Linked DNA regions of Homo sapiens: region 2 is linked to region 1. Evidence: chromatin loops called from intact Hi-C (ENCODE). Cell type or tissue: PC-9. All regions are shown on one strand. Links, peaks and the distances in the headings refer to the core of each region. The heading gives the core; the rest is flanking DNA.

Region 1 (10,348 bases), core at 4,829-7,328:
ACCATCTTCACCACAAGTAAGGAGGCCCAGGGTGCCATCCAGCCTTGAGATCTAACTTTGACTGAATCAACCCTTGACTTCCCCTTTGACTTCTACTTTAAAATTTTCAAACAAACCTCTGAAAAGAATCGATTCACTGCTACTACTTGGAAGCCTGAGGAAAGCAAATGTGGGAGATTATGAGCATCCCGGTGAAAGGAAAGGAGGAAGCCCATCTGGATTCAGTCCCCATTTCTATCACCTGCTAGGTGTGCCTTAAGAATGCTACTTCCATCCTATAATCTTTAGCTTCTTCGTCTATACAGGGAGATTAATAATAAATCCTCTGTCACCAGGACCTTGCAAGTGTTCATGAGGTATTGCATTTGAACTCCTAGCCCAGTATGTGGCCCATATAATTGTGTGGTCCTTTTATTGTCAGAGTTCAACATGAGCTGAAAGTCTCTTTCTTTCTCCTTCATCATGCCAGTGTTTACAAAACCTGTCCACATTCAAAATCACAAATGATCTTCCCACCAAGCTGGTATGGTGAGCCCTATGCCCAAAGTTCTAGTGGGGAAGCAGACACTTTCAGAGACTAAATGACCTGTTCAAGACTATCTTGTGAGTTACAGTCAGAGTTGGGCTCAGATATTCCATGCCCAGGGAGCCTCCCCCTGCACCTGTCACAAAGTATCTTCTGCAGATAGCAAACCTGCAAGTTGTTCCATTGATAAGTAAGAGTGGCATCCATTCCTGAGGACCAGAGGAGCTGGCCTTTGGAGAGCCCTGCCTTTGAAAATTCACGGGACAGTCATTCTGCACACATCTGCTGAAGAAAGTGCTTCCCCTTTGCCAGATCTTATGCCAGATGCTAACTATGAATGTATCCTAAAGATGCTCTTATACTAGGGCTGTGAAATAAATAAGAAAACAGCTCATGATACAACCTCAGATGAATGTCCTCAGATCAGAAAAAAGAACTGCTATGATCATCAGCTCTAAGACCCATCTACTAGGCATAGTTCCAAGATTGCCCATTTCTATGAGTTTTTAATTGTTTGCATCACATTATTGCACCTGGAAATTCCCCAGGCATTCTAGTCCATAGAGTTAAGCTAAGAATTAAGCTCCAGCTCAGTCCTCCTGCACTGAGAGCATCACCATTTCTCCTTATTCCACAGTTGGACTCCTGTACCCCTTCCCCAAGGACTGCTCCCAAGCAATGCTGAATGGAGACACGACCTCTGGCCTCTACACCATTTATCTGAATGGTGATAAGGCTGAGGCGCTGGAAGTCTTCTGTGACATGACCTCTGATGGGGGTGGATGGATTGTGAGTACCACCAGGGACTGCAGAGCCCTCAGGCCTAGGGGAAGAGGGAGAGGGCAAAGCAGGGGAGGAGAAGAGGGTGATCTCCTCCTGATGCACTCTGACACCCCCATGTGTGAGGCCTTGCAAGATAGTGCCTGTCACACAGAGGCACTCAGGAATTCTCTCTTAAACAAAAGAATGGGAAACACGCTGGCTACTTTTTGAAACGGGGAGATAAGTTTCTTGTAGTTTATCTCATCCAATCCTCATCAAACAACTCTGTGATGTATAAATGACAGTTGATCATTGAACCCATTGCTTACATTAATTAGCACTGACTAAGCATTTATTATCTACCAGGCACTGTGCTAAGAGTTTAAGATGAATTATTCCGACCCCATTACCATAGGAGCTGGGTAGTGTATTTTTGAATTAATAAACTCTATTTTTTTAGAACAGTTTTAGGTTCATGGCACAATTAAGTGAACAGAAGTTTTCATATACACCCCACACCCACCCACACAACCTCCCCATTATCAATATCCTGCACCAGAATGGTGCATTTGTTACAATCAATGAACCTACATTGACACATCATTATCACCCAAAACTGGGTGGTATTTTTAATCCCTGTTTTTCAGGTGAGAACACCAAGACTTAAGGAGGGGCAGGTGACCACCCAAAGTTACATAGCAAATTAGGGATGGACAGAATGGAGCCTGATGCTCTCTCCACAGTGCCACACTCCTTCCTCTCACAACGATGCCCTCTTTCCTGCAATAGCTTAAGTACACCCAGATTCATCGATATGTTTATAGGTGTTCCTGAGACGCAAAAACGGACGCGAGAACTTCTACCAAAACTGGAAGGCATATGCTGCTGGATTTGGGGACCGCAGAGAAGAATTCTGGCTTGGTAATGCAGCCCTGCATGTTTATATCTAAAATGCCTGATTCTGCCCTCCTTGTCACTTTTCCTAACCCACAGGGACCTATGGGAGAGAAAGAGATGAGGAAGAAGAACTACTTCTGGTGGCAGACACAGAATGTCAAATTCTTAATGAAAAAGACTATCATTTAAATGCTCTGAATCATCAAAATGTAAACCAAAAAGTATCTGAGACAGATCTCAATCAATTTAGAGGTTTACTTAGCCAACGTTAAGGACACGCCCAGAAAAAAAGAACACAAAGCCACAGGAACAGCCTGTGGTCCATGCCTTTTTTTTTTTTTTTTTTTTCCAGAGATAATATTAAGAGTTTTAGTGTTTAAAGGGGGAAAGCCACAGGAACAACCTGTGGTCCATGACTTTCTTTTTTTTTTTTTTTTTTTTTTTTTTTTTTTTTTTTTTCAGAGATAATGTTGAGAGCTTTAGTATTTAAAGGGGAAAAGTGGGCTGGAGGGATATGGTCACATTACTGAATCCACATGTTGCAAGATAAAAAAAAGAAAAAAGCAGAATGACAAAAAAGAGAATGGTCAATTTTGTATTCATCTCACACTCAGTAAATCGGCACTTTACATAAGATAAAGTGAAGATAGAATAACTATCTGTGGAGATATCTGGCCTTTTATCTGTAGCATCTGCTTAGGGACAAAAGGAGAGGCAGTTTCTCCCATGACTCGGCTTTCAGTTTATTTTTTTTCCTATTGGCAGAGTTAAATTGGGGTCCCAAGATTTTATTTTCCTTTCACAAAAAGTAAAATCTGATTAAGGAAGAACCAAAACTCAGCCCTTATGTGTTAACCTAGCCTTAAGTCATTCTCTGGACCAGTCATAGAATCCTCCTCACTGATATCATTGATATCTTCCCTCCTGTGCCCCAGGTTGTGCTCCAGGTGCTAAGATGGGTTTCTTAGAGCCATAATATTTAACCCCCATAGCACCCCTACAAAGTACTCAATTGCCACCGGGTGGGCAAGGTGTCAGGTGTCAGAAGTGGTTGACTAGTGGGTTGGTAAGACGAATTTACTAACAACAGTATAGGTTTGAAAAAGGAACGTTTATTAGAAAGAAAGAATGCTGCAAAAGGACTTACAGCCCCTGCAGTGGATTTTTCCTTAGGGGTATTTATGGACCTTAAGGCAGGAGCTTAAGGATAATTTGGACCCTATTAGCCATGTAGAACATGATACATGATTACATTTGTAGACATTTTGGTGCCTTAATGTCAGCAAGGGTTGCAAAATGAGTTTTGATATGCATGTATTCCAGAGATGTATAGAAGTTCCAGTTACCTATAAATTTTTGGGAAATAAACCTGGAACCAGATGCTTGCTTGAGATATACGGAAGCCTAATTACCTTTAAATCCCTCAGTTAAGGGGTTTTTGTCTCCGAGTCCTACTTGATGGTCACCAGGTGATTTTTGCTCTCCTCACCACCTCGCATGGATAAAATCACAGCCTCAAAAAGACTGAGTGGTTTGCCCATAGGAGTCTAACCAATGAACAGTTGAGCTGAAATTTGGAATCTCCTAAGTCAACACTACAATCCTATCACCCATCCATTCATCCATGCAATCCACACTTTCCAACCACCTAACTGCAGAGAACATTGTTCTATGCACCACTGCCTACCCCAGAAAATGTTTATCATATTATAATAAACATTTATCTATATTATTCATTGCCCTTCATTTGTAAGGCACTTTACAAAATTTTATTTGTTTGTTTGTTTGTTTGTTTAGACAGAGTTTCACTCTGTCGCCGAGGCTGGAATGCAGTGGTGTGATCTCAGCTCACTGCAACCTCTGCCTCCTGGGTTCAAGCAATTCGCCTGCCTCAGCCCCCCAGGTAGCTGAGATTACAGGCACCCTCCACCATGCCCTCCTAATTTTTGTATATTCAGTAGAGACAGGGTTTCACCATGTTGGCCAGGCTGGTCTCGAACTCCTGACCTCAGATGATCCGCCCACCTTGGCCTCCCAAAGTGTGGGGATTATGGGCGTGAGCCACCGTGCCTGGCCTGTAAGGCACTTTAGAGTTTAAAAAGTACTTTCACCACCTTATCTCCTTGGATCTTCACTAATGCACTGGGAGGTTGGAAGTGGGGCAAAAATGTCAACCCGATTTTACCTGAGCCTAGTATTACTCCAGCAAGCACAAGACTGAGCTTCAAGCACAGGCCTGTGTGATATGGCCCTTTTTTTTTTTTTTTTGCTTTCTGAGATGGAGTCTTGCTCTGTCACCCAGGCTGGAATGCAGTGGCACAATCTCAGCTCTCTGCAACTTCTGCCTCTCGGGTTCAAGCGATTCTCCTGCCTCAGCCTCCCAAGTAGCTGGGACTACAGGCACCCACCACCACACCCAGCTAATTTTTGTATTTTTAGTAGAGACAGGGTTTCGCCATGTTGGCCAGGCTGATAACGAACTCCTGACCTCAAGTGATTCCCACCACCCCCACCCCCACCCCCTCCCACCCCATCTCTGCCTCCCAAAGTGCTGAGATTACAGGCATGAGCCACTGGGCCCAGTTGGCCCTGTCTTAAGTGTACCCAGTTGCCGCTTTTACAGAGTGAAATAGAAATGAGGGCCTCAGTCACCTGTGCTTCTTAGCAACCCTTGCCTGTCATCCACAGGGCTGGACAACCTGAACAAAATCACAGCCCAGGGGCAGTACGAGCTCCGGGTGGACCTGCGGGACCATGGGGAGACAGCCTTTGCTGTCTATGACAAGTTCAGCGTGGGAGATGCCAAGACTCGCTACAAGCTGAAGGTGGAGGGGTACAGTGGGACAGCAGGTACAGTAGTGGCTGCACGTAGAGCCTACAAAGCCATGGAGACCTTCTTGACATTTACAGTTTATTTCTCTAACTTTCATTCCTTCCTCATTAATCCAGCAATTTATTAAATCAACAAATATTTAAGTACCTACTGAGTGCCAATCCAGAAAAACTACAATTCAAAAGTGTTGGGTAGATATTTGGGTCCTGAAACATTGAGTATGTTGGGAATCAGGGCAATCAGGATTGATTTCTAATGACCATCTTTCAAAAAAAGTGTGTCTTTCTTACCCAGTTTTAGATATCAGTTGTAGACTGATTAAAAAAAAAATTCCCCAAAGGCCTTAATATTCATCCAATCCAGCACTTCTCAATTTACTCTGGGTGTATGGACCCACTGGCGATCTTGTGAATCTCCAGATGCTGACACAGGTTGTCTGGGATGGGGCTGAGATTCTGCATCTTCTCCAAGTTCCCTGGTGATGCCAATATAGCTGGTGTTGCTGGTCTGTGGACCACAGCTTGAGTAGCAAACCATCCACTCCATCACCTAGCTGCTTGAATCTCTTCCAAGACATCCCTGCCATGTGGTCATCTAGTCTCAGCCTGCATCCTCATAAATAGAAGGTCTCACCTCTCAAGTGGCCCCTGCATTCCTTGTCTGGCTCATAACCTTCATTCCAGTCTTGAAGATTTCTTGGACTTGAAGTGGTTTTGTGTGGTTTCCTGGCTCCACATAAGAGGAGAAATAAATAAGGAAACAACATGTATTAAGGCCCTACTAGGTACCATCCTCTTTTGTAGATATTCCACCTGCATTCATCTTATTTATTCCTCATAAAACCATTTTATGAAGACGTTGTTTTTATACAGAGGAGGAAAGAAGTTCAGAAGAGCTCAGTGATTTGTCCAAGGTAAAACAGCTTGTAGAAGGTGGATGCAATCCTGGCTGCAGAAAACTGCATCCGACAATGTTCTCAGTGACAAAGAAGGGTCAGGACTGAGAGTGTGGACCACCCCCATGCAACCCATGCCCACTTTGGGTGGCTTTCTGTTATGTTTGTGAGAGCAGAAGAGATAGAAGCTTGGCACGTTTCCAGCCTCCCTGAGCCCTGAAAGAAAACATCCATAAGGTGAAAAGTCTCCAGATAAAAGGTTGCCAAAGCCAGGCTGAGCCTAAGGAGGCACAAAGCTCTTTTGAGATGGCAGTTTAGTGATAATAAAGAGAGACACCCAGGGGCAAACATTGCTTTAGTTCTTGAATCCCTCAAAGAATGTTGGCATTTTATTACCTGGAAATGAATACCTCTTTGGTTGAGATGGCTTCAGGCAAGAAGAAGAATGTTACAGGGCAAGCAAATTCATTAAGCAGCAGGAATGTGGCCTCTGTTCCTCTCTCTTTGTGCTTCCATTGAGGAATGAGCCATAATATTTCCCTTTACTGAGATAACGTTTGTAAGGCTGCATTTTCTTGTGTGATTTGGCTGCACCCAGGCCTTCTGCAGGAGAGCATCCTGTTTCATTAATATCTACGTGCCGTCCTCATGCTCTGGGTAGCATCATCAGTTAAAAAGGTATCTGGGTTCCTTTGACAACTTGCTCCAAATTATGACGGTAGAATGCCTCAGAGTCTTGAAATGTTTGTGCACAGCACTTGTCTGGATTGGGAGTGAGGAGACCCACAAAGCAATGGTACTGAAATGCTTCAAAAATTCAATATATTAAATTACAAATTAGATTTCCAAATAGTAGTACATGTTAATGGGCTTCTTGTCTAAGAATCACGGAACATGGTCTGATGAATACTTTAAAAAGTAACTATGTGATACAGAGACTATTTAGGGACATCTAATGTCTGAAGGGCTTAATTATGACTAATAAATATTTGTATGTGGGAGAAAAGCATGCCATTATTAAATGCATACTTCTCACCTTACTCTCTGAGGTCTTTATAGAAAGGGAATGCAGAAAAGTCATAAAAATAACAATCATAGTAAGTATTTGTATGCCATGCCACCTGTTTAGCATACACCTTTATTGTCACAATGGCACTACTCAGTATATAGAATCAAAGTGCTGGTTCCATTGTATAGATGAGAAAACTGAGGTTCAACAAGATGCTTGACTTGTGCAAGGTCACAGCTAAAAAGTGAAAAGATGGGATTCGAAGCTAGACTCTCCAAAGCCAGCCACAGCCCTCTTCCCACCACATTATGCTGCTTCTGTCGGAAATAAGTACTGGGGTGACACTCATGTCCCATTCAGTTCCGCATTCAATGCTGACTCTGGGATCAATGTTCAAGGCCAGTCCCACACCCAGAACCTTTCAATTGTCACCTCTGGTTCTGCCCTTTACTGTCCAGGAGGGAAATTTCAGCTGAGATTTCTCAGGTCCATATTTTCTGTCTCTCCCAGGTGACTCCATGGCCTACCACAATGGCAGATCCTTCTCCACCTTTGACAAGGACACAGATTCAGCCATCACCAACTGTGCTCTGTCCTACAAAGGGGCTTTCTGGTACAGGAACTGTCACCGTGTCAACCTGATGGGGAGATATGGGGACAATAACCACAGTCAGGTGAGTGGACCGTGAGGGCCCAGAGCAGGCCAAGCTTGGGAAGCTGGAGGGGGCTAATGGAAGTACAATTTAACTCCCTATCCTAGCAGAGACTAGGAGGCAGGAACCTTACTTGTATGACAACATGTTTTTCCCAAGGCAGTGAGCAATCTCAAGGACACTGCAGGCCAGGTAAAATAGAAACAGCACAGGTTAACCCTTGACAGTCCCAAGGACAAACACTGGTCAAATGGATTCCAAAAACAGAACGCTTTACTCAGACAAAATCTCTGTCTGAACCCCAAAAGTAAAGCAGATAAAAGTGGAGGCCATTTAGGTGAAGCAGGGTTGATGACACAGAACCCCTGGCCTGGGGCATCTTTGGAATCCCAAGAACACCTTAAAATGAAGTCCACAGACTTTAAATCTCCTCCTTTTGTGAAGAAACCAAGGCCCAGAAAAAGCTGACTTTCCTGAGGTCACAGAGTGAAGTTGGCAGCAGAGCCAGCTCTCCCCACTTCCAGCCCCTGGCATTTTCCCTGCACCACACACACCTCTAGCACTTCTACAATCACAGAAACAGATTTTTTTCGATCCCTTTTAGAAATAGGCGAACGGATCAAATTCAGTAATCTCCCTTACTCTGAGCCTTGCCTACACTGGCACATTCCTGAAAAGTGTAAAGCTGTGTGGGACTAGCCACTTAATCATAACCAAACCCCTGCCCAGGTCCCTCCACAGAAGTTAGTCACCATCCCTGGGAGGAGGGCTGGATCTTCCCTTGGGGCCACACCACGCTGATCCCTGGACCACAAGGATGCTTATGAGGTCTGCTCACTGGAATCCCAAGGACTTTATAAAAATGCAAAGGGCCAAATTCCACTTTATGATAACCCCAGGGATTCTGATTCAATGATCTCAGGCAAGACACAGCATCTCATTTTTTTTTTTTTTTTGCATATTTGCATTTTTGTTGTTGTGGGGTCAGGGGGGAGGCAGTTGATAGACTCCACAAGCGATTCCTGACATGCAGCAGGTGTTGGGACCTGTTGCTTTTCAATATTAGTCACTTTGATACACATGTTTATGCCCTAATTAACTGCTAGCAAATGACACCTGCGACCTTAAGTGTAGACCTTACCTTACATAATTTCTGGCACTTTTCAAAGCACTGTTACCTTCTGTATCTCAAGGGTTTATCATTTTTACCCTGTGCAGGAATTAGGATGTGGTTTTTCATGCCTGTTTTACAGAGGAGGCAAGAGTCACAGGACATTTCTTGACAGCAGTCCTGTGTTGTTTCCATCTTATTGTGTTATTTCATCAATATTTCCATTCTGAGCATTATTTTATCATCTTTATTGCCTTGTCTCAAAAATACTCGTATAATACAAAGTTCTTCTGGGAAAAGAAAAAAAAAACCAACAAGCTACATGTTAGAAAGCAAGCCTCTCTTTCATCCTTCCATTCAATTATGGAAGAAGAAAGAGATGACATGGAAAGGAGCCACAGGAGGGGAGCCCCAGCTCCAGCTCTGCTCCTCCTGCTGTGTGGCCTCTGCAAAGTCACTCTCCCTCTCTGGCTTTAGTGCCCACCACAGTACAAGAAGGCGTGGCTTCCAACCCTGAACTATCAGAGGAAAGAACCAGGGCAAAGGCAGGCAGCATGTGCACCAAGCTGTTGGACTACCATACTCACTGTAACTGAGTAATTACAAGCGGATTTGCCCATGAAATGAATGAGCCATTCTTAAACCTCACATCCCTGTAAGACTCAGAAACTGCCCATGTCAGTGAATGCCAAACAATTAGAAGCAAATAAAGTGTCTCTATTTTTTTCCCATCTCACTAGCCATTAACTTCCCCACAGTGGGGCAAGGGGCCATGTGGGGTTTCATGGATTGACTCTACCATCTGCAGACTTCGCTGAAGAGTCAAAGTTGAAACCTGGAAGCCAAGACACAGATACAGTTTTTTCTTGTAGAAAGCTTTGGCCAAAATTTCAAGGATATTTCCCCCTACTTGAGACTAGGGAAGTAATATTTACCAAGCACCTACGACGTGCCCAGCTCTGTGATAGCTCCTTTACAAACTCATTTAATCTTCATCTCATCTTTCAAGGCTAACATTATCAGATCTTAAGAAAGAAAAAAAAATAGTAAAACCGAGGCTCAGAAGATATTGAGAACTTAAGACTATTTATCTCTCAAGTAAGAACACTGATATTTAACCCTATATGTCAAATTGTAAAACTGTGTTTTGTTGAGCTGTTCGTTCTGCTATTCCATACCAAACCCCTATCAAAATACTCCATAGGAATCTCGTGAATTACAGACACACACACACACACCATGTATGTAGCTATTCAATTCTAGAACTTCTAATAATGACCTGAACTCCTTCAGAACCTATTCCTAAGGACGGCAGATTTCATCAGCCACCATTTTGCCTCAAGAGGAAAGACCAAAGCTCCATGCAAACTCAGGCGACTCTTGACTCAGGTGAAAAACTGGGTCAGATTCAGCCAGTTCCTTTGAAAGTTTCCACAACCCAGACCAACAGAGAGATAGGCAAGAGGCAGCTGTGATATACCAAATGGTCAAATTGAAACAGAACTCATTTAGTTTGAATGACTAAATAGCAATGATCAGTGAACACCTCGCCTAACAGTAACCAACCTGGAGGCCTTCTCTCTCTCTCTCTCTCTCTCTTTTTTTTTTTTAACAGGGCGTTAACTGGTTCCACTGGAAGGGCCACGAACACTCAATCCAGTT
Region 2 (10,348 bases), core at 981-3,480, 140 kb before region 1:
TTTTTGTCCTTATTCCCTGGAACACAGACCCAGCAGAAAAGGCAACCAAGATGTTGGGGGAATTGCCCCACACATACAGGATATATGTCAGATTCTAAGAAATGCCATAGGGATTCCAAGGAATAAGGGAGACTTTTCATCCTGAGCTGGCACAGGAGGTCTTTGAGGAGATAGGATTTCAGCCAAGCAGTAAAAGGTAGATTGGATTATTTCAGGGGTGTGGGGTAAATCTTGGGGCAGGCCATTTTATTTATTTATTTATATTTGAGATGGAGTCTCCCTCTGTTGCCCGGGCTGGAGTGCAGTGGCATAATCTCGGCTCACGGCAACCTCCACCTCCCAGGTCCAAGTGATTCTCCTGCCTCAGCCTCCTGAGTAGCTGGAACTATAGGCGCGAGCCACCACACCGAGCTAATTTTTGTGTTTTTAGTAGAGACAGGGTTTCGCCATATTGGCCAGGCTGGTCTCGAACTCCTGACCTCAGGTGATCCACCTGCCTCAGCCTCCCAAAGTGATTGGATTACAGACATGAGCCACCACGCCTATGGTGGCAGGCCATCTTAGTAGAAGGAAGAGAATGTACAAAGAACCAAAGGCAGGAGAATAAGCTCTATTCCAGAGATGGTGTAGAGCAGGAATGCAGGAGCAGTGTGTGAGTGGAGTGGAGGAAAATGAGACCCAAAATGTGGCCTGAGAGCCAGATCCTAAATGCAAGACTAAGGGCAGTGCCCTTTAGGTGAGAAGAGCCACTGAAGTCTCTGAAAACTGAAATGGCATGATAGAAAAGACATTTCGGGGTAACAGGAAGATGACCCTGGTATGATGGAGAGTGGAACTGGAGGGCAAACTGGAGAGGGGCTACTAAAAGGGTTACTAATGGGGAGGCTGTTTAATGTTCCAGGCGAGGTAGGAGGGATCCTAACCAAGGAAGGGTCCAAAGGAGAAGAGGAAACAAAAGTAAGTGAGTCATAAAGAAGGGATCCACAATTAATGGGGTAGGGGTTCTGAAAACAGCTTGGACAGTCATGGAAGAGGACCCTGAGGAGGTGTTAGAGTAGAGCCCTGAATAATGAACAAAATTTAGATAAACAGAAGGGAGTAGGGAGGGCAACATAAGGAAGTACAGCTTTTCAAGGTGAGAAGTCTAACTTGATTAAGTAAAAGTTTTCTGTAGCGGTACTACTGAAGATAAAGGCAGCAAGTTGAAAACTACATGTGTATGTACTATGCTCTTTCTTTTAGTCCTCTTAAGAATGCTATGAGTTCTTCTCTATTAACCCATTTTACAGATGAGGAAATGGAGACTTAGAAAAGATTGTATGCAAATGACCTACATAATTTGTGTGGCCTGGTGCAAAAAGAGCCTTCTTGTTAAAAAATTATTAAGACTTTCAAGGCAGTGACAGCAGAGTAGTAAGCCAAGCCACAAGGCCCTTCTGAGCACCAGGCCCTATACAACTGCCTAAGTCACATGCACATAAAGTCAGCCCTGGTTCTATGACTTGCCCAGCTCCATACAGCAAAAAAAAAAAAAAGAGTCAGAGCTAGAAGTAAAATTGCTCTTGCAGCAGATGAGGAGAAAGTAGGGTTGATGTGAAGGCTCCTGCAGCCTGGATCTCTGCATCATATGGAGTCAAGCCTCCATTATAGCATGAGTGTGAAATAAACTTTTGTTGTTTTAAGCCACTGAAATGTTGGGAGTGTGTATTACTGAAGCATCACCTCTCTCATGCTTACTCATATACTAAAGCACAGAAAAATCTCCTACAGCTGGGGAGGTAGGTCATGAGCCTCAACAGCCAAGACCTGTGTTCTTTCCTCAATATCTATGTCTTCCAATTGCAGGTCACAACCTGTTAGAGAGTCATGAAAACAATCTACTGGGTCACAGGCACATTTTTACACAGGAAATAATTTAATAAGTAAAATATCATAGAAACTGTGTGTGTTACTTATTGCAGTGGTATTTTTTATTAAACTTTTTCCACTACATGTGTGTGTTGAGAGTCACAATAAAAAAAAAAGGTACTTCTGACTATGGGTTATTGTCAAAAATGTTAAAAGCCACTGCTCAACATCATGCTTTTGACACAGGAAAGGAAAAAAAGTCTACACACATCACCCTGACAGCTTGGATACTCATAATACCTTTTGAAAACAGCTAAATGGGAGGACACTTGGGTCCTTATTGTCAATGTAATTAATGCTTTGGATTTTACAGTTTGCCAGATAGAAAGCATTCCAGATCTTAACCAATATGAAACTCAATCTTTGTAATATGCTCCTTTAACTCCATTAATCCTCTATCTCCTCTGCTCCAACTCTTACTCTGCCATAAAAGAATCATGAAGTCATCATTTCGGATACAGGGAACAAACCCTCATTGTCTCATGACAAATTCCGGGCACAGATGTGCCCACTGGAGCAACTACAAAAAAGCAGGCAAGAAGCCACTTTGTCACCAGCACTGGGCCTGGTGCCAGGCCTCTCCCTCTCTTTGAATCCTTGATGGGCTAAGCCCCTCAGAAGTGAGTCATCAAGGATTGCCAGTATCTGCCCAGGGAGGGAGACCCATTTACTTTGAAAAACTCTGCAGGAAATACTTGTGCTTTGCTCTGCCAGAAGCTGTCAAATTTGCTTCTCTCACCACAGCAACTGTGGTTCTGAACCCCACCCCCCGAACCCAACTTATGACAAAAAGAGCATATGAAAGAACTGAAAATAGCCTTTTTTTCAGTTGCTTGGTGAAAATTCCCAGATGTGAGCTGCAATGACTGTGTGGCACTCATATTTCAGTTTTGAGTGTGGATATTTTCTCTGAATGTCTCCTGCAAATTGAATCAAGAAGAACACTATTAATTATTTTAGCCAAGGTTATATTTTTGCTCCAACCTTCTATATGTCCTGATTTTGGGGATGTGGAGGTTTGAGGGGCATTGTCCATGATTATTCTCTGTGCAGTAATTGCCTTCCCCTGAAACAAGATGGTTGCATCAAGCTTGTTGAGTTTTTAACTCTAGAATGTCTATTTTCTTTTCTTTTTTCTTTTTTTTTTTTTTTAGAGATGGAGTCTTGCTCTGCACCCAGGCTGGAATGCAGTGGTGCGATCTCGGCTCACTGCAAGCTCTGCCTCCTGGGTTCACCTGCCATTCTCCTGCCTCAGCCTCCCAAGTGGCTGGGACTACAGGCGCCCGCCACCACGCCCGGCTAATTTTGGTATTTTTAGTAGAGACGGGGTTTCACCGTGTTAGCCAGGATGATCTCGATCTCCTGACCTCGTGATCCACCCACCTCGGTCTCCCAAAGTGCTGGGATTACAGGCGTGAGCCACTGTGCCCGTCCTAGAATGTCTATTTTCTATCGTATTTCCAGATCACCCTAATCTCTGGCAAAGGTGCCTCTTCCATAACCTCCTTCTAGTTTCCAGACTTGCACTCTTGTTTTCACCCACTTTTCTTGCTATCATTTCCAATAGCCAGAGCAATAGTCTTAAATGCAAATCTGACAGCCACTTTCTCTCTTGAAATCCTTCAGTAGTTTTAATGTCTCTCTCCAGACCACATCTCACCAACATTAGCAAAGCTCTGCAGGGAAGGGGACTGGGCTCCTGCTACTCTCAGGGCTCATCCCAGACTATTCTCCTCCTTGGCCTCTGAAATTCACACTAACACACTGTCCTTAAAAGTTTCTGGAATACATCAGTCTTGTACTTGACTTGGGACCTTCACATCTGCTGTTCTTGCTGAACACTATTCTTCTTAATGCTCCAAATTTTTAAAACCTAGTTAGCTTTCAATCTCAGCTATAGTATCACTTTAACAAGAGCTATCTTCTAGCTAAACCAAATCCTTTCAAATTCTCTCCCATCATCTTACTCTTTTCCATTACTGACTGTATTAGTCTGTTCTCACAGTGCTATGAAGAAATACTGGAGACTGGGTAATTTATAAAGAAAAGAGGTTTAATTGACTCACAGTTCCACATGTCTGGGGAGGTCTCAGGAAACTTACAATTATGGTGGAAGGCACTGCTTCACAGGCCAGCAGGAAAGAAAATGAGTGCAAGCAGGGGAAATGCCAGACACTTATGAAACCATCAGATCTTGTGACACTCACTCATTATCACAAGAACAGCATAAGGGAAACTGCCCCAAGATCCAATTGCTTCCAGCTGGCCTTGCCCTTGACATGTGGGGATTATTTCAATTCAAGGTGGGATTTGGGTGGGGACGCAGAGCCAAAAGATATCACTGACCATATCATAATATATAGAAGAGTATAATTTTAACATCTTTCTCCCTCACTAGACTTGGCTTCACAGAAACAAGGACATTGTTTCTTCATTATGTATATTCATATCTTAGCATGGTGCCTGGTACATAGTAGCTAGTAAATAAGTATTTGTTGAATAAATGCTAAAGGCCTTTTAAATGACCTCTCTGAGATCTAAGTGCTTGCAAAATATTTCTTTGACTGGGGAACTGCTATTTTCCTAAGGACAAATAAATGAATCTTCTTCCCTTTTCTTCTTTGGCTTCTGGTAACCAGAGCCGCATATGTATCTCGGATATATTAATCATGTTAGATACATAGGGTTCGAATATTTGTATTTTCTCTTCCCTTGGTCTTGATCTTTTACTTTTAGTGCAGTTCCTCAGGGGGAGTTTTTGCCATCTTTTTCCATGGTAAATAACATATGATACCACTATTGAATAGCATTACAATCTTTTGTAACAAAACTCAAGATGGCAAGTCACATTTAATTCTTTGAGGAAAGAGGTGAGAGCAAATATTATCTCCAAGGTGTCTGAAGACCTCACATATTTGAGATGCGAAAAGGGAATTGGGCAGCTATCTGAAGACCTGGCTGCCTGTATTAATGCTACTGGACTTGGGCAAACCAAGTCTCAAGCCTCAGACTCTTCATTTACGAATGAGAGGAACTCTGTTGTGCTTAACACACAAGGCTGTTGACATATTGTATGATCGCTTTTAGGTTGAAAAGCAAAACACATGCACACATACCTATGCACACACACCCACTTAAGAATATATGATTATGGGCTGGGTGTGGTGGCTCATACCTGTAATCCCAGCTACTCAGTGCTAAAGCACAAGAATCGCTTGAACCCAGGAGGCAAAGGTTGCAGGGAGCCGACATCATGCCACTGCACTCCAACCTGGGTGACAGAGAGGCTGTCTCAAAAAATATATATATATATATATATAGTTATGATCTCAAGGGGGAACATCTTTGATGAGATCACATTTGATTCTCCCTTTCATGACTAGCTCATGGGCAAAAAAACGTACGTAAAATTTCCCTTTGTTTTACTCATTTTCTCCAGCCTTTCCTCTTGGGTCTTATTCATAAAGCTGCTCAATCATATCAGTCTCAGAGACCCTCACTGGGGAATATCCAAAGACTACCCAGATATTTTCTTTCTACTTCCTATGTTCTCCATCAGAAACTGCCAGTCCTATAAACAGTTTCTCCAAAGTTTCCAGACTTCTAAGTCCTCTAAGGGCTTGTAGCTGATACATTTATCTGGCAAACTAATTAAAGCTAAAAATAACCGACAATGTAGAGAGAAAGATAATTGAGCAATTAATCATAGCATGATGAGGGCTATGGTGGGGGAGGCCCAAAGAAAGGTACAAAGGTTTCCTAGAGGGCTTATGCTGAGCCTGAACACTGGAGGATGGTTATGAGCTTTGCCTTATATTTCTGCACACTAGTTCTGGAACCACACTGAAGTCTAAATTTCTGACAGCCCTGGAGAAATTGCAGGATAGTAAAGGTCTTCCAGGAGGCCACAGGAAGGTTTCTGAGTGTCTTAGTCCATTTGGGCTGCTATAACAAAAATACCATAAACTGGTGGCTTAAACAAAAAATACTTATTTCTTATAGTCTGGGGTCAGAGAAGTCTAAGATCAAAAACTCCAAGATCTAGAATTTCATGAAGGCCCTCTCTTCCTGGTTCACAGAGGATCATCTTCTCTCTGTGTCCTCACATGGCAGAAGTGAAAACAAGCTTTCTCATGACTCTTATAAGGACACTAATTCTATTCATAAGGGTTTCACCCTGATTACCTCATTTAATCCTAATTACCTTTCAAAGGCCCCACCTCCTAATACCATCACATTGGGAAGGAGGACTTCAACATGTTGATTGGAGGAAGGAAAACACAATTACTCAGTTTATAATACTGATGTAATATTGAGTCAAAGAGCTATCTGGCTGCAGAAGGAAACTTATCACATAGGAAGCATGACAAGGTGGGGTCAGTGCTCAAGGTGCATCCCAAGGCCCATGGCAGTAGGAGCAGGAGGAACTCACTGCATGGCACTATAGATAAAACTCAGGACTTGTTGAATGCATCATTCCTCTGGGATCCAGCACTTGTTACCCATCTGCCACGAGGCCAAGTGCAAAACATCTCCCCAGGGATCACCACTCTGGATAAAAGCAATCTAACCAGCAAGGTAGATGCTCATTCCTCGCTGCAAGCCTGTCAATAAGATTTTGGCATTTAGTATGTACCAGGCAGTGTGTTGCAGAGAAAGTAGCAAAGAAGAAAGATCCAGTGCCTGCTCTCAAGAAGCTCAAGGAGGCCAGGCATGGTGGTTCACATCTGTAATGCCACCACTTTGGAAGGCTGAGGTGGGTGGATCACTTGAGGTCAGGAATTTGAGACCAGCCTGGCCAACATGGTGAAACCTCATCTCTACTAAAAATACAAAAATTAGCTGGGCATGGTGGCAAATGCCTGTAATCCCAGATACTCAGGAGGCTGAGGCAGAAGAATCGCTTGAACCCGGGAGGTGGAGGTTGCAGTGAACCAAGATTGCACCATTGCACCCCAGCCTGGGCAACAGAGTCAGACTCCATCTCAAAAATAGTAAATAAATAAGCTCAAGGAATTACCCAAGGTAACAGTCAAGTAAACTGCTGCTGACAAAGCAGTGAATGGACAGAAGTGATTCAGAAGGCATCAACCTGGGAAAAAGGGAAGACCTCCTGGGGCATTTACAGAAGTCCTGTACCACCGAGGATTGGGTGACCATCCTTTTGTCCATGGTAGCTCTCATCTCCATGGCACTCGGCAAATACCAGGGGCTCTATAAATATTTGTTGACTCAGAATTAATTAGTTCCATTTGATTAGTCATTGATCTCTGATTAGCATTTGACAGGGAAAGCAAGGTGACATCTAGTCAGTATCTTTCAGTGGAAAGATCATCAATAGGTTTTGGTATCAAAAATTCTTGGTTTAAGTTCCAACTCTGCCACTCACACCCATGTGAATCTGGGCAAGTGACTTGAACCCTCCAGGTCTAATTTTTTTCACAGTCAACATTAGGATAATATCTCCTTGTGTCATTGTGAGAATTGAATATGAAAATGCACTCAGGTGATATTGAATATGGTAGGTTCTTAGTAAGTATTTGTTCCTAATAATAATGGTAGCAGAAGTGGGTTGATCCTTTAATGTGTGCCAGACAAAGGACATTATATGCATTATAACTTTTAGTCCTTACATCGGCTCCATAAAATGGACCAACTATCACTTCCATTTAGCAGGAGAGAAAACTGAGTCTCAGAGAGTTCAGGCAATGTGTACTATGCCATGCACTGGTCTGAAGTGGAGCTGCACTCTGAAGCCCTATTCTCTCCCATGTCTCTAATCATGATTTTGTTCTCCCACATATGGCCTCCATCTTTTCCCACAGAGACGTCAAGATACTGAAAAGTTTATGCAACTTACACAAGTTCACATGGTTGATCATTGACCATGATGCTGTGATGAAAAAATGCATTCTAGTAAAAGGGACTTCTTACCACGATTAGGCAACAGAGCCCAACACCTCCACTCTTTTTTATAACTGGAAATGATGTGTCATGAGAATACATGGAAAGTTTCAACAATGCCTGACACCGCTATTTCTCTGTTGCTGGTGACTTAGCTTTTCCATTAAGACCCACAAGGGAAGGAGAGCAACAAAATCCCAGCATGTCCCATCACCCAGCCCAGAATGCCCTCCCCCAAGAAGGTTCTGAGGTGTCAGGAAACACATTTAGACTCTGCAGCTGGCGTGAAAATAGTGCTGCATGGTCTGGTTCTTGTCCTCACCATATTCTGTCAAAGTACATAATTTGCAAGTCATGCCCATGGGGACATCTGGACTCTGTCATTGCCCCCAGGACCTATGCCAGTCTGGACCAGCTGTCGGAGTTAAAGAATCTCAGAATTAAAGTACAGTTTAGCTGACCAAATTGATAGAAATGAAAATGGATCATATAATATTACTGTTACCCAAACATATTGAAGCTTCCCTGTGTGACAATCCCTTGAAGAATGACTACGCATTCATTCTCTCATTTAGTAATCACAACACTCCCATAGGAAAGAAAATATGTAAGTTTTATATATAAAAACAATGAGCCAGGCCAGGCGCAGTGGCTCACGCCTATAATCCCAGCACTTTGGGCAGCTGAGGTGGGTGGATCATTTGAGGTCAGGAGTTCAAGACCAGCCTGGCCAACATGGTGAAACCCCGTCTCCACTAAAAATACAAAAATTAGCTGGGTGTGGTGGAACATGCCTGTAATCCCAGTTTACTCAGGAGGCTGAGGCAGGAAAATCGCTTCAACCAGGGAGGCAGAGGTTGCAATGAGCTGAGATCACACCACTGCACTCCAGGCTGGGCGACAGAGCAAGACTCCGTCTCAAAAAAAAAAAATTAAAAAAAAATTAGCCGAGCGTGGTGGCGCATGCCTGTAATCCCAGCTACTTGGGAGGCTGAGGCAGGAGAATCACTTGAACCTGGGAGGCAGAGGTTGCAGTGAGCCGAAGTTGTGCCACTGCACACTCCAGCCTGGATGACAGAGTGAGGCTCTGTCTCAAAAAACAAACAGACAAACAAAAAACAATGAATGATTTGTCCAACAATTCACAGGGTAATATGAAAACTTTCCTTTAGTCAGTGTTCCAGCTCCCTACTTTCTCTGCAGATATTGTCCTTTTGCTGTTATTTATAGTCCCCCTCCTTGCTCTGGTATGGTCTTATCCTGGCTGAGTGGGTGTTGAATGAAAGAAATAGGAAGATATAATTTTGGAGAATCCACCCTTTGCCAAGGACTACATCAAGTAACCAGGTACTTATAATACTTCTCTCAAGTAGTTTCTCACAAGACTAAATATCACCATCTCCTTTTTACAGATGAGGACAAGGACACTCAGCGAAGTGCACAAAGGACACTTGCAAGTGAGAGAACCTTGGACTCCATGCCATGATCTTCCTACCACCCAGGAGAGCAAGTTAATAAGAACATTAAAATGGTCAAATAGGCCGAGCATGGTGGTTCATGCCTATAATCCCAGCACTTTTGGAGGCTGAGGCCGGAGGATTGCTTGAACCCAGTAATTCGAGACCAGCCTGGAAAACAAAGACAGACCCCGTCTCTACAAAATATATAAAAATTATCCTGCCATGCTGGACTGTACCTGTAGTCCCATACTCTGGAGGCTGAGGTAGCAGGATTGCTTGAGCACATGAGGTTGAAGCTGCAGCAGGCCAAAGTTGCACCACTGCACTCTAGCCTAGGTTGACAGAGTGACAGCCCATCTAAAAAAAAAAAAGAAAAAAAAAAAAGTTAAATAGTAAGCCAAATCAAGGGCCTGGGTGATTCACCAGTTGGATGATATATCCTACAAAAATGTGGCAGCCTGTTCCCACTCAGCTTCTCTCTGTCAGAGGGTGAAACAAAAAAGGAACTAGAATATGGTAAAAAGCAAAAGTTAGAAAAGGTGTTGATCCTCTCGAAGCTCCTAGACCATAGGGAGGGCTTAACTTGTTTGAACTAAACCTTTGATTCACTGGTTGACTCATTCCATCATTCATGTTTATTGCTTGCTTTGTACCAGGCACCATATTAGGCATGAAGATATGAGCACGTTAAGAATACTGTGCCTGGCCCAAAGTGGAAAATCACGTACTATTTATGGAAGAAAGGAAAGAATTCAAGAAAAGAGAATATGAGTGAGACTCAATCCCTGTCTTCAAAGAGCTCAAAGTCTAGTAACCACCTAAAAATGAAACAGACACTGCCTAATAGCAACTACAATTACTAGATGTCAGGTTTGATAATGAGCTAGGAAGGAAAAAGAAAAAAAAGGAATATCATGCAAGATTCCCCAGAGGAAGTGAAGGGACTTTCAAGTTGAAATCTGAGAGATATTTTGGAGTTGAACCTAAGTGGGAAGTCACAGGAACAAAGATGTTCTAGCCAAAACTATGCAAAGGTCCAAGGTGCTGGGACCTCATTAAGGATTCAGGTATTTCAG

Evidence for each region. Hi-C counts contacts between places; a loop is a spot of excess contacts. Peaks named below come from ENCODE experiments on the same cell type or tissue, not always from the same donor. Only the 100,000 strongest peaks of a DNase experiment are listed, where the experiment ranks them.
Region 2: it touches region 1 in a loop (9-fold over the local background); 4 of 110 quality-filtered maps call a loop at or near these places.

Annotation. Positions count from the first base shown.
Region 1 is chr9:115,021,221-115,031,568 of GRCh38, reverse strand. TNC (tenascin C) reads left to right here. Exons shown (of 28, transcript NM_002160.4): 23 at 1-16; 24 at 1,164-1,315; 25 at 2,113-2,209; 26 at 4,874-5,035; 27 at 7,433-7,596; 28 at 10,302-10,348. Among named protein-coding and RNA genes, the nearest start is that of TNC, 92 kb to the left of the region's middle. In PC-9, for the core only: no CTCF peak of the experiment used is centred there; a DNase peak (open chromatin) is centred at 6,338.
Region 2 is chr9:115,156,876-115,167,223 of GRCh38, reverse strand. The region is part of intron 1 of DELEC1 (deleted in esophageal cancer 1); the gene reads right to left. It overlaps LOC124902257 (a long non-coding RNA gene), which reads right to left and starts at 9,830. Exons shown (of 2, transcript XR_007061748.1): 1 at 9,509-9,830. In PC-9, for the core only: no CTCF peak of the experiment used is centred there; a DNase peak (open chromatin) is centred at 2,463.